Linked DNA regions of Homo sapiens: regions 2 and 3 are each linked to region 1. A link is a contact called in ENCODE Hi-C or POLR2A ChIA-PET data. All regions are on one chromosome and are shown on one strand. Each heading gives the region's core, a stretch centred on a gene start or an enhancer-like site at or near the end of the contact. The rest is flanking DNA. Distances are from core to core; before and after follow the strand shown.

Region 1 (4,062 bases), core at 746-3,245:
CTACAGCAATAACATAAGTAAGGTATTGCTCCTACTTTATGAAATTAGCTCTCTGAAAGCCTTTAATATTTGCATATATTAAAAGATACTGCAAACAAACCAGTTGCATCTCCAGGCAAAAAGCCATATTTTTTTTTCCACGAGATACTGGTCTTAAACCTTACTGTGAACAGACGATGAGAGCCAAATTGAATTGTGATCTTGATGCCTATAAAACTGCTCTTGCCTACTAGCTGGTTATGGACATAAAGGTTGATATAAATTTTTAAAATCCAGATTTCATGTTTCCATCCATTAAGGCTGATTGAAGACACTAAATGGAGTCTTTCAAAGGTTGACTTTAGTAAGAGAGTTGATAAATAAAACATTACAGTGTACTTCTAACTTCCATATTTAATAAGTGGCATTTATGTAATGTGCCTATACAAATATTGTAAGGGATTTTTTTTCTACTTTGCCATTCCTCCAAAGTGAAAGGTGTGAAAGGTTATGGAATAGCACACAGGGATATATCATTTAAGAATGTGAAGAAGAGATTATTTTTATGCGATAATTTTAATGGAGTATCTTCCTAAGAAAAAGGAACTTACTTTCCTCTATTTTGGTGTCCACAATCTTTCACTTTGGAGGCAAGTTAGCAACATAAGGTAACACAGCAAATTCTGGAAATTAATTACGAAATTTACATGGCAAAATGCTTTACTGGGATGCTCTGCAGTGGAATGGTCTCCACCAGCTAAGAACATTTCCCAAACTGCTTTAAAACACATTTCAATGGCAAATTTTACAGTTTGCTATTAGTAGGCTGTTTACAAGTATACAGAACTTTGTGTGAATACCGCTTATATTGATACAGTCAAGAAATATCTTTTTATGTTAGGAGTAATATGTGTTGGTAGGTACAACAGAACTTATTAAAGCCAAACCACCTTAAAGATGGACCTGTAAATCTTGCTTTACTAGGTCACATCCTCAAATAGCCAAAGAAAACTCTCCAAAGTGATTCCTGAAATCTGTACTTCTGCCACACTCTCTTCCTCTCTTTCCCTAGTAGAGTCCCCTCCACCAGACCTTACCTTCCTAAAATCCGACAGATCCTACTTTAAAGCTCAAGTATACACTTGTAACCTGCCCAAATTTCTAACGCCATCTCTCTGTAAATATTCTACTTCTAGTTTCTACACTGCAGGACGTTGAACACCAAAGGGGGTTTACTCCCCCTTATTTCTTCGGTATTTCCTCTTTTATCTCCGCCCCTTTCTCCATCGGTCCCCGTTCCCTTATCCTTGACCCTCTTGGCCCACAGCACTTCTATCTTGCCTCCTCTCTCTTCCAAATCACACCTCAGCTTCCTACAGCACACTAAGGTGTCCTGGCTGGGAGAGAAATTATGTGGTATTTTTTTTTCCCTTCAAACTCCTGCCTCATGAGTACCTGCAATTCTTTTGCCTGGGGGCCCCCATCCTTTACAGGTGGGAGAGGTAGGGAAGGCCCTCTCTGCTTCAGTCCATCTTGCACACTCGGGGCTAATACGGCGGGGCGGGGCGGGGCGAGCTTGGCCTTTACTGCGCCACGGCAGGTGGGGGTGGGGCAGTGGCGAACCGCGCCCAGCCCAATCTCGGACGGGCTGAAGAGAGGCAGCGAAGGAGATGGGGCCGCCCCCGCACCCCGGGACGGGAACTCACCTTCTCTGAGGCAAGGGCGGGTGTCTACTTTAAAACTACTGCCCCCCCTCCCCGCCGCCGCCATAGTGGAGCCGCCAAAGCCGCCGCCGCCGCCGTCGCCACAGCCACCGGCAGGCGGGCAGGCAGGGGCGGAGGTGGCGGAGGAGGCAGGAACAATTACTGCCGCCGCCGCCGCCGCCGCCGCCGCTGCCGCGCAGGCGGTGTAGGAGGAGGAGGAGGCGGCAGAGACGGTAGCTTCCTGAGGGGAAGACTCCGCCGCCAGCGGGGTGACTGTGCTCGGCGCCGCCGCCATCGCAGCGAGGCGCGCGGACAATTGCACTTGCGTCTCGATTCCGTTAAGCTCCTTTAGCCCCGCCTTCCGTTAGCCCCACCCCCTTTGTTCCTCTTTTTAACGCTTCAGCTCGAGCCTCGTTCTCGCTCCTCAGTCCACCAATCGGAGAGCTTTAAGCCCGCCGGCCGTTTCCCCCTCCCCCACTGCCTTGCGTCACCCCACCTCCCTTTGGAGGGGAAGCAACGACGGCCAAGGGCAAAGGGCAAAAAGCGCGGGATGTGAAAGCACGTGGGCCTCGCACAGTGAGGCTTCTTTGGAGATCTAATCTAAAACCAATTTAAGAGGAAAAAATGTCTGGAAACTATTGATCTCACCTCCAAAATATCTCTGAAATATATCTTCACCTGGCTTTTTTTTTCTCTTTCTTTTTTTTTTTTTTTTTTTTTTTTTTTGAGGGAGAGTCTCGCCCTGTAGCCCAGGCTGGAGTGCAGTGGTGCGATCTCACTCACTGCTACCTCTGCCTCCCGGGTCCTGGTTCAAGCAATTTTGCCTCAGTGTCCCGAGTAGCTGGGATTACAGGCATGTGCCACCATGCCCAGCTAATTTTTGTATTTTTAGTAGAGATGGGGTTTCACTATGTTAGCCAGGCTAGTCTTGAATTCCTGACCTCATGATCCACCTGTCTCGGCCTCCCAAAGTGCTGGGATTACAGGCGTGAGCCACCACGCCCGGCCCCTGGCTTTCTTAAAGCACTTAGTACAGAGAATAGAACAGAAGCTTTCATTCTGACACATTGTTTCCGTGGCCTCTTAAAGGACTGCCTATCTATCGATCTGCCCATCTTAATTACAATAACTTCCTGTGAATTCAGCACCCAATAGAAGTACTAGAATATTACTGATCACTTAAATCTCATCTTGTCCCCCCAACCTCTCCTCTCAAAGAGACCAATATCCTGATTTATATTTATTATTTCTTTGCATTTTAACATATATTCTTATCACATAGATATGTGCCTAAATAGTGTTGTTTAGTTTTGATTGTTTTCAATTTTCACAAATATTTATATCTTTTTCTAGGTAGCATTCTGGGACTTGTTTCTGCTTTTTTTTCCCTCAAGCAATACTCTTACCTCAGCCTCTGGAGTAGCTGGGATTACAGGAAGGAGCCACCATGCTTGGCCTGGGACTTGTTTCTTTCACGTAACATTCTAAGATTCATCTATGTTGTTGCTTGTAGCTGTAGTTATGCACTGTCGATGCTGTAGGATATCTCACCCTTTTCCTTATTGATGGGCACACCTCCTGGTGCCTTTGTGCAAGTCTCCCTTAAGTATTCTCTCCTTTCCAGTCTTAGATCCGTTGCTGTATTTCAAGTCCTCATGATATATGGTCAGACGTATGGCATCCACCCCACTGGTCTTCTTTCCTCTGATCTCAATCCCTCCAATCTATTACCAAGTTGTTGCCAGTCGTCACTGGCTGTCCAGTGCTTATTGGACAAAGTCAAAAGACACAGTTTTGCCCTGTTAGTCTCCCCATTCACCTCTTTGACCTCATCTCTTTCCACTGTCCCCATCTCTCCCCTCTGCTTTTACTTTGATTTAGCAATCCCTAAATCTTCTTAGATTCCTGTGAAGACCGCCAGGCGCGGTGGTTCACGCCTGTAATCCCAGCACTTTGGGAGGCCGAGGCGGGTGGATCACGAGGTCAGGAGATCGAGACCATCCTGGCTAACACAATGAAACCCTGTCTCTACTAAAAATACAAAAAAATTAGCTGGGCATGGTGGGGGGCGCCTGTAGTCCCAGCTACTCAGGAGGCTGAGGCAGGAGAATGGCTTGAACCTGGGAGGCAGAGCTTGCAGTAAGTCGAGATTGTGCCACTGCACTCCAGCCTGGGCGACAAAGCGAGACTCCATCTCAAAAAAAAAAAAAGATTCCTGTGAAGACCATGTTATTTCATGATGTAATGTTACTATATATGTTCTTCTCTCTTCCTGAAACACCTTTTCCCCCACATTAGGCACTTGCCTAATGAAATCCTATACACCCTTAGAAACCCAGACAACACATCACCTCACCAAGTAACCTGTTCTGTCTCTCCT
Region 2 (4,062 bases), core at 634-3,133, 790 kb after region 1:
CAGGCACAGTGGCTCACACCTGTAATCCCAGCCCTTTGGGAGGCCGAAGCGGAAGGATTGCTTGAGCTCAAGAGTTCAAGGCCAGCCTGGGCAACATATTGATGCCTTGTCTCTACTAAAAATAAAAAAAATTAGCCCAGCATGGTGGCACGCACTTGTCCTAGCTACTCAGGAGGCTGAGGTAGGAGAATCACTTGAGCCTAGGAAGTTGAGGCTGCAGTCAGTCATAGTCACACCACTGCACTCCAGCATGGGTGATGTGAGTGAGACCTTGTCTCAAAAAAAATAAAATAAAATAAAATAATCAAGGGTGGGCCAGGCGCGGTGGCTCACGCTTGTAATCCCAGCACTTTGGGAGGCTGAGGTGGGTGGATCACTTGAGGTCAGGAGTTCGAGACCAGCCTGGCCAACATAGCGAAATGCTGTCTCTAGTAAAAATACAAAAACTTAGCCAGGCATGGTGGTGTGCGCCTGTAATCCCAGCTACTGGGGAGGCTGAGGCAGGAGAGTCGCTTGAGCCTGGGGGGCAGAAGTTGCAGTCAGCTGAGGTCGCACCACTGCACTACAGCCTGGGTGACAGAGCAGAACTCCGTCTCAAAAAAAAAAAAAATTACCAAGGGTGTTAAGTTTAATATTAGTCTGTTCATGGTACAAAAATGGCACCTTTTTCACATAATTATTACCGTAAAAAACATAACATTTCCTTTTGAGGTGACAACAAAGTTCTGGAGCTAGATAGTGGTGATGGTTGTACAACATTGATAATGTACTGGGTTGTATACTTTAAAATGGTTAAAATGTTAAATTTTATGTTATGTGTATTTTGCCACGATAATTTAAAAAATGACCACACAATACCTTCAGTCAGGAGAATTGGAAGACAGGGCTATATGTTGGTTTGGAGAGGAAATTCAGACGTACGAGAAATATCCAATGTTTTATTATTTTTAGACATAACATTTATTTGTCTGAGAATGTTCTAAATTTTCAAAGGTAAAATTACAATTCATGTAAATGTAAAAAGAATATGTGAAAGATTTTTCAACACAATCAACAACTGCTAGGATTAAGAAAACAGTTGAAGGGTATATGTGTATATACAATATACACAATATGAAGATATAAACAAAACATTGAATTTCATAAACACATAGGAAATTAATAAATGTTAGAATAACACTGCCAGGTTAAATATAAAACGGGTTAATATCTTACAGGGCAATAAATTGTAACATTTAAGGTTTTCTATTGCACTGGACATAAATCATTTACATATTTATTGAATAAAATATCTACATGTTAACATCAGTGTCTACAGAGTTGAAAAATAGGTAAATCAATAGACATCCTGCACTGCCCTGAAATGACATCCAGTAACTGAAGGTGACTTTATCTAAGTTTGGTATAATTTTTCTGACAGTGCAACATGCTTTTTTTCCCCACCTGATCCTAGTTTGGTAAGGTAATATGGAAGTGGCAGTTTTGCCTCCCATCGCAAGCCATAAGTTTTAACAGGGATTATCCTGGTGGTGCAAATTGGAGTTTGAATGTTTGTTTTGCTTACCAGCATTTTTCAAGACAGATCTGTGTGTGTTTTAGTATGTCGCTTGAGTCGTATACAAAATATTAAAAATCACTTCATTTCCCAAATCCTCATCGAATGTTCCTCGCCAGCCGAGTGGTCCTCCAGAGCAAAGGCCAGCCTTCCTTCCAGCTGTCTGGCCAAGGAGCTTCAGGATCTTCTAGCAAGCACCCCAGAGGCAGAAGACTGTCATCCATGGTACAGGACTGCGGCGAACAAGCTGACTGCGCAGTCACGTGGGGCTGACGGTGGGTCATGTGACCAGGCTCTGCATTAGGCCTGCCGAGAGGAGTGTTTTCTTGCATCCAGAAAAGACCTGAGAGGCGGACGACACCTGTGCTCCGCAGAGCAGAACGTGGGAGGAACGGCGGGATGTTAAGGTAGGTAGGTGTCTTTCCATGCTGCATCAGCCTGAAAACTAATTTCTCAGGCGACTGGAACTACAGCATTTGTTGGTAAAGGAAACAATCCGTCAGCCAACCGGGAGCGTCTTAGCCCGTCTGTCTTTTGTCCAGGAGCTCAAGAAGCAGAGAGTCTACCTGCCCGACGCGTTCGTGGAGAGGAGCAGCGGTTGCTGTTGGAGGAGGTGGGTGCAAGGACGGCAGATGGCATCCCTGAGAGGTGGTGACTGAGACTAGATGCGGGTGCAGGTAATGCCTCAGATCCGCCTGCTCCCTCCTGCCTTTTGAACACCCTTGACCCCTCATCCCAAGGCTCCCAGCCCAGTGCCCTGTGTTTGTATGTGTGGGTGGGGGAGGTGGGCATATGGATGGAGTTGGCTTCAGGGGAGCCCAGAGCGGGGAAATGGTGAAGTGACAATTCGTGAACACCTGTGGTGCTGGATCAGGAAAGGCAGGGGTGGGGATGGGAACCGTGAGCTATGCGTCCGCACTCATTCTACTCTCTGTCTTCTTACTGGCAGTATTCAGGCAGTGGGGATGGCTGATACCAGCTCAAAACTGGCGGAGGGTGGAGGAGGGCAGAAGAGAACACATACATCTGCCTTTTGCTCCAAGGCTCCAGCTGGCTGGGGATGCAAGAGAGGAATGAACCTCAATCCCGGCAGTTCTAGGAAAAGGAGGAGGAGACATAGACTCGAGGGGAGGAAACCTAGATGCTGTGGGCCCTTCACCTAGGATTTCTCATTAGGATACTCCAAGCTTCTCGACCCCCAAGGGGATTCCTGGATCTCAGCCCCATGCAGCAGGATCTCATTCCCATTGAGGGACACAAAGTGGGTTGCTACTCCGTGTGAGCTCTCTCTCCCTGCTGTCTTGGGCCTCAGAGGAGGGTCTTTCTGGGGACCACCTACAGAAACTGCTTCATGGATAGTCTCCTAAGTTTCCCTCTGCATACCCTTTGCTCTCTTGTGTTGTGATCTCTGCTCATTCCTTAGGATGTGTTTCTTTGGTCCCATCCTAGGTAGCAGCCCCATGGTAAGTCCTTGTCCTCTTTCACATCGAGTATCCTCCTTTCCCCCTACCCCATGCACCCACTGGGTACCAAGTGAAAGAAAATGGTTCCTCTACCCACAATACTTCTGGCACAGAATGTGTGGATTTTTCACACCAAGCAATTCTCTTATTCTTTGAGGACATCAGCTAGGTATTCTACAATTTAATTCAATTCTGATACTACCCAGAGTTAGTGCAGACCTCTCTGGTTAAGGGCTCATTCCCATAAGACTGCCCTCCCTCACTTCAGACAACAGTCACAAGTAATGGATCTCCATGTCACCCACACTTCTGTCTGACTTAGCTACTAGTTGGAAGTTCCCACAACCCCCTCCTCAGGTTCAATAATTTGCTATAAGGGCCCACAGAACTCAGGGAAACACTACTTCCTATTACTGGTTCATTATAAAGGATATAAATCAAAAGCCAGATGAAGAGGTACATATGGCAAGGTCCAGAAGGGTCCCAAATGCAGAAGCTGCCATCCATGTGGATTTGGGGTACACCACCTTCCCAGAATATGAATGAGTTCACCAACCTGGAACCTCTCAGACATTTGGGATTTTTATAGAGGTTTCATTACATAGGCGTGATTGATGAAATCATTGACCATTGGTGATTAGCTCAATCTTCAGCCCCTCTCTTCTCCTTGGAGGTCAAGGGGTGAGGCTGAAAGTTCCAACCCTCTAATCATGCCTTGGTCTTTCTGGTGACCATCCATATCTTGAAGCTATCTAGTGCACCCACCAGTCATCTCGGAACATAAAAAAAGACACCTATCACTCCAGAGATTCCAAGGGTCTTAGTGTCAAGAACTTGAGACTAAAGCCACATGTAACAAAAGATGCTTCCGTTATCCCTATCAGGAAATAGCAAGGGTTCTAGGAGCTCTATGCCAGGAATATGGGACAAAGAATTATGGTTACCAAAGGCTGGAAAGGGTATTGGGGATGGGGTATAAAAAGGAGTTGGTTAATGGGTACAACAATACAGTTAGAAGGAATATGATCTAGTGTTCAGTAGCAC
Region 3 (4,062 bases), core at 660-3,159, 670 kb after region 1:
CTACAAGGCTACAGTAACCTTGTAGAACAGCATGGTTCTGGTACAAAAACAGACACATAGACCAGTCGAACAGAATAGAGAACTCAGAAATAAGACTGCACATATACAGCTATTTGATCTTCGACAAACCTGACAAAAACAAGCAATGGGGAAAGGATTACCTATTTAATAAATGGTGCTGGGAAAACTGGCTAGCCATATGTAGAAAACTGAAACTTGACCCCTTGCTTACACCTTATACAAAATTTAACTCAAGATGGATTAAAGACTTAAATGTCAAACTCAAAACTATAAAAACCCTGGAAGAAAATTTAGGCAATACCATTCAGGACACAGGCACAGGCAAATTGCCAAAAGCAATTGCAACAAAAGCAAAATTTGACAAATGGGATCTAATTAAACTAAAGAGCTTCTGCACAGAAAAAGAAACTATCATCCGAGTGAACAGGTAACCTACAGAAGAGAAAATTTTTGCAGTCTATCTATCTGACAAAGGTCTAATATCCAGAATCTACAAGGAACTTACATTTACGAGAAAAAAACAAACAACCCCATTAAAAAGTGGGCAAAGGACATGAACAGACACTTCTCAAAAGAAGACATTTATGTGGCCAACAAACACATGGAAAAAAGCTCAACATCACTGATCATTAGAGAAATGCAAATCAAAATCACAATGAGATACCATCTCACACCAGTCATAACGGCAATTAATACAAAGTTAAGAAACAAGAGATGCTGGCAAAGTTGCAGAGAAATGGGAACGCTTTTACATTGGTGGGAATGTAAATTAGTTCAACCATTGTGGAAGACGGTGTGGCAATTCCTCAAATATCTAGAACCAGAAATACCATTTGACCCAGCAATCCCATTACTGGGTATATACCCAAAGGAATATAAATCATTCTATTACAAAGATACACGCACACGTATATTCATTGCCGCACTATTCACAATAGCAAAGACGTGGCATCAACCCAAATGCCCATCAGTGATAACATTAAGAAAATGTGGTGCATATACACCATGAAATACCATGCAGCCATAATAAAGAATGAGATCATGTCCTTTGTAGGGACATGGATCGAGCTGGAAGCCATTATCCTCAGCAAACTAATGCAGCAACAGAAAACAAATACTGCATGTTCTCCCTTATAAGTGGAAGCTGAACAATGAGAACACATGTACACAGGGAGGGGAAAAACACGCACTGGGACCTGTCAGGGGTTGTGGGGGGCGGTGAGGGAAAGCCTTAGGAAAAATAGCTAATGCATGCCAGGCTTAATACCTAGGTCATAGGTTGATTGGTGCAGCAAGCCACCACGGCACACGTTTGCCTATTTAACAAACACGCACATCCTGCACATGTATCCTAGAACTTAAAAAAAAAAAAAAGAAAATGAAAATTAAGGGCTGGGAGGGAGGACTCGAAGGAACACAAAGTTTGTGGAATCGATTAGTATGTATCCTCCTATCTCAGTCTTGACTCTCTTTGCTGACTTTCCTACCCTGGGCCCCACCCCGAGACCGCCCATTTCAGTGGGCCTCTGTGTTTGGAGAACGAACTTCGAAAGACTGGAACACTTCCGCCTGTCAGGCCAGAAGAGATTTCCTGACACCACAGCTGGAAACCCATGTGCATTTCAGTTCAGGAAAGAATGGTAGGCTTGGTGGGGGGAGCTCCCGCAAAAGGGGAACTAATACAGAAACACTCTGGTATTTGTCTGCCTCTCTTGTTCCAGCGCCGTTTTCCCTATATCCGGAATTCGTCCCTGCGCATTCCAATACCTGAAGCGGCCACAGGGTACAGGACAGGGAGCCCTCCGACAGAAAAGAGTCGCGGCGCTAAACAAAGCCTGATATCACTCCGCTTCCATAAGCCGGATCCCCATAAACTACGCTCTAGCTCCTCCCACTGCCGTTGTGGGTAACGCGGACGTGGAAGAACCTCGTCTGCGGAGGAAAAGGTAGATGTTAAATGGTAACTACGCGCGAGGTTCTGAGGAGCCCTGGGAACAGGAAGGAGAAAAGAATACCAAAAGTGACAACAGTTTGCCAATCGCAGTCTTTAATCTGATAAAGCGGTTATCTCGTCTTGAGTCCCAGGTGCCGAGTCAATCCCCATACACAGCCGCCGCCATTGCCTCGAGTCCTTGTGTCTGACTGTCTGTTCCTGCTGCTGTATGACACAGCACCTCGAGGCAAGGAAATAAGAAAACTGCCTCTGATCCAAGCAGAGAAGGTCAGTGAGAAGGTGCGCATCGCTTGGGGGTGGATGTGGGTATCAGAGGTGAACACTGGATACGCGACCTGGTCATGGGAGGCGGGCGGTGAGAAGGAGAGAGAGATGGGTAATTGGAATGGCACACAACAATTAAAAAAAAATGATCTACCTTTTGCTAGCTTGATTTCCATACACTCGGTTCACCTCAGACCATGCTTGGGAAGAAAAAGGTTGCAGCTTCTAGCAGGGAAAAGGCAGACTAGATGAGGAAGAGAGGGCTACTTCCACAGGCGAGGACAGTTGTCTGGGGAGCCCTGAGAGGGAGAGAATGTAAAAAGAGGTTGTAAATGTTTGATAATCAAGGCTCTGGATTTGAAAAGGGTCTCATGTCTTGGTTACTGGTCTGACCATTAATAACCACGTCTCTCTCTCTGTCTTTTCATTTGTTCTTTGGGTGTGTATCACGCGTTTTTATGTGTAAATCTGTTCCTAAGTTTGCAGCACTCCATGTTTCTGTAAAGATCTGTAGGGGACAGCAGACCTCAAGGGGAGAGGAGAAGGAAAAGAAAATTGGCCTGGTTTGTACAGAGTGGGCAGTACTTGGGAGGCAGTACTTGGAGGTGGTAGATGGCTAAGATTAGAGTAGGCAGGAGTGTAAGGGAGCCTCCAGAACTCTCTGCCAGCTTTCCTAACATGTCCTCCCTTACCCGCATTATGTTGCAGAAAATGATAGGCTTTGGGAGAGAGGAAGGAAACATAGGAACCCAGATGAAATATGGAAATAAATACTTTTCATTTTTTCCCCAGCCTCCGTGGTTTGTCTAGGCATTTCGTCCCTACTAACACCACTACTACTACCTTGTAGGGATGTTTGAGTTGTCTCTGTATAGGAATTGTCAGACTTTGAGAATAGAGCAGAGGGGCTTGGAGATTTAGGAGTGGGAGAAAAAGGGGAGATAGAAAATGTTTGCCAAACAGGTACTTATATCCAGAAAGAAACTGTGCCCTAGGTGCTGGTCTCTACCAAAAACAGCCTCAACTGTCTCCTGTGTCTTCATTTATTGGTCTCTGTTTTTGTGAATCCCTGTAGGTAGATCTGTCCCCAGGTCTGTGGAACTGTCAGTTGTGAAGTTTTGTAAAATGGTCACCCAACTTAAAACTAGGAAATTACGAAGAAGAGAAAATTGCCCTGTATCTGTTAAGGTTGGTGTAAAGGTACAGGGACAGGGGGGCAACTTCGACTAGAGAATTCCATCTCTTCTGTTTTGTCATTTTACCAATTATTCCCATCTGCCCCACCCCCTGCTGCTGCTGATTTAGTTGGGAGTCTTGGTAAGTTGTGGGGGTACAGAATGCTAAGCTGCCTTTCCCACTCTCCACTGCTTGTCCTGCTCTCACGCTTGAACCTAGTCTAATCTGAACGAGGGACATTCTAGGGCAATCACTGAAGAGGAAGATGGTGGGCAATAGGAAGGAGGAGGAGGAGTAGCCCTGAAACAAAGCAGTGGGGGAGAGGGGATAGGAGGAGGGAAACACTAGACAAAATCTGGAAAGGCAAGAATAAGGGCAAGGGACCAAGGTCTGTCACCAGGAGATCAGTTTCCACATTCTCCTGTTTGTTTATTTGTCCATAGGTCTGCCTGTAGATCTGCTGTAGGGCTTGTCACCATTGGAAGCAAGGTAAGGAGGAGAAAGTTACTCCAGATCAGTGCAGGTTGGTATGAGTGTGGGGATTGCCTGGGTAGACCTGTAGGATGGAGTAGTGGAGAGCTGCTTGGCTCCAGCAGGGGTCAAGAACCACTAAAGGGATTCCTCAGCTTCTCATCCAGTTTTCCTAC

Evidence for each region. Hi-C counts contacts between places; a loop is a spot of excess contacts on that map. ChIA-PET counts read pairs that join two places held with the same protein, here RNA polymerase II (POLR2A). Pooled maps may share reads with other maps.
Region 2: a map of CD4-positive, alpha-beta T cell shows a loop between it and region 1 (8-fold over the local background). The contact joins the promoter of GPRASP3 here to the promoter of ZMAT1 in region 1. A Hi-C loop is called at or near these places in 1 of 168 maps with a recorded cell type or tissue (CD4-positive, alpha-beta T cell) and 8 of 50 pooled maps. POLR2A ChIA-PET finds 5 or more read pairs at or near these places in 2 of 52 experiments (activated T-cell and naive thymus-derived CD8-positive, alpha-beta T cell).
Region 3: a loop to region 1 is called in a map of naive thymus-derived CD4-positive, alpha-beta T cell, with 7 times the contacts of the local background. The contact joins the promoter of ARMCX5 here to the promoter of ZMAT1 in region 1. A Hi-C loop is called at or near these places in 1 of 168 maps with a recorded cell type or tissue (naive thymus-derived CD4-positive, alpha-beta T cell), 1 of 37 single-sample maps with no recorded cell type and 11 of 50 pooled maps. POLR2A ChIA-PET finds 5 or more read pairs at or near these places in 5 of 52 experiments (CD4-positive, alpha-beta T cell, CD4-positive, alpha-beta memory T cell, WTC11 and 2 more).

The regions. Positions count from the first base shown.
Region 1 is chrX:101,930,032-101,934,093 of GRCh38, forward strand. ZMAT1 (zinc finger matrin-type 1) reads right to left here and starts at 1,996. Exons shown (of 6, transcript NM_001394560.1): 1 at 1,686-1,996. The coding sequence starts at 1,977. RefSeq lists an enhancer at 1,775-2,275.
Region 2 is chrX:102,718,860-102,722,921 of GRCh38, forward strand. It overlaps GPRASP3 (G protein-coupled receptor associated sorting protein family member 3), which reads left to right and starts at 1,884. Exons shown (of 4, transcript NM_001142524.2): 1 at 1,884-1,966; 2 at 2,098-2,232. ARMCX5-GPRASP2 (ARMCX5-GPRASP2 readthrough) reads left to right here. Exons shown (of 19, transcript NR_146584.3): 7 at 1,675-1,962; 8 at 2,098-2,232. RefSeq lists an enhancer at 1,691-1,750.
Region 3 is chrX:102,597,606-102,601,667 of GRCh38, forward strand. ARMCX5 (armadillo repeat containing X-linked 5) reads left to right here and starts at 1,910. Exons shown (of 4, transcript NM_001168478.2): 1 at 1,910-2,242; 2 at 3,315-3,427; 3 at 3,859-3,904. It overlaps ARMCX5-GPRASP2 (ARMCX5-GPRASP2 readthrough), which reads left to right and starts at 1,910. Exons shown (of 19, transcript NR_146584.3): 1 at 1,910-2,242; 2 at 3,859-3,904. RefSeq lists enhancers at 1,956-2,727, 2,160-2,209.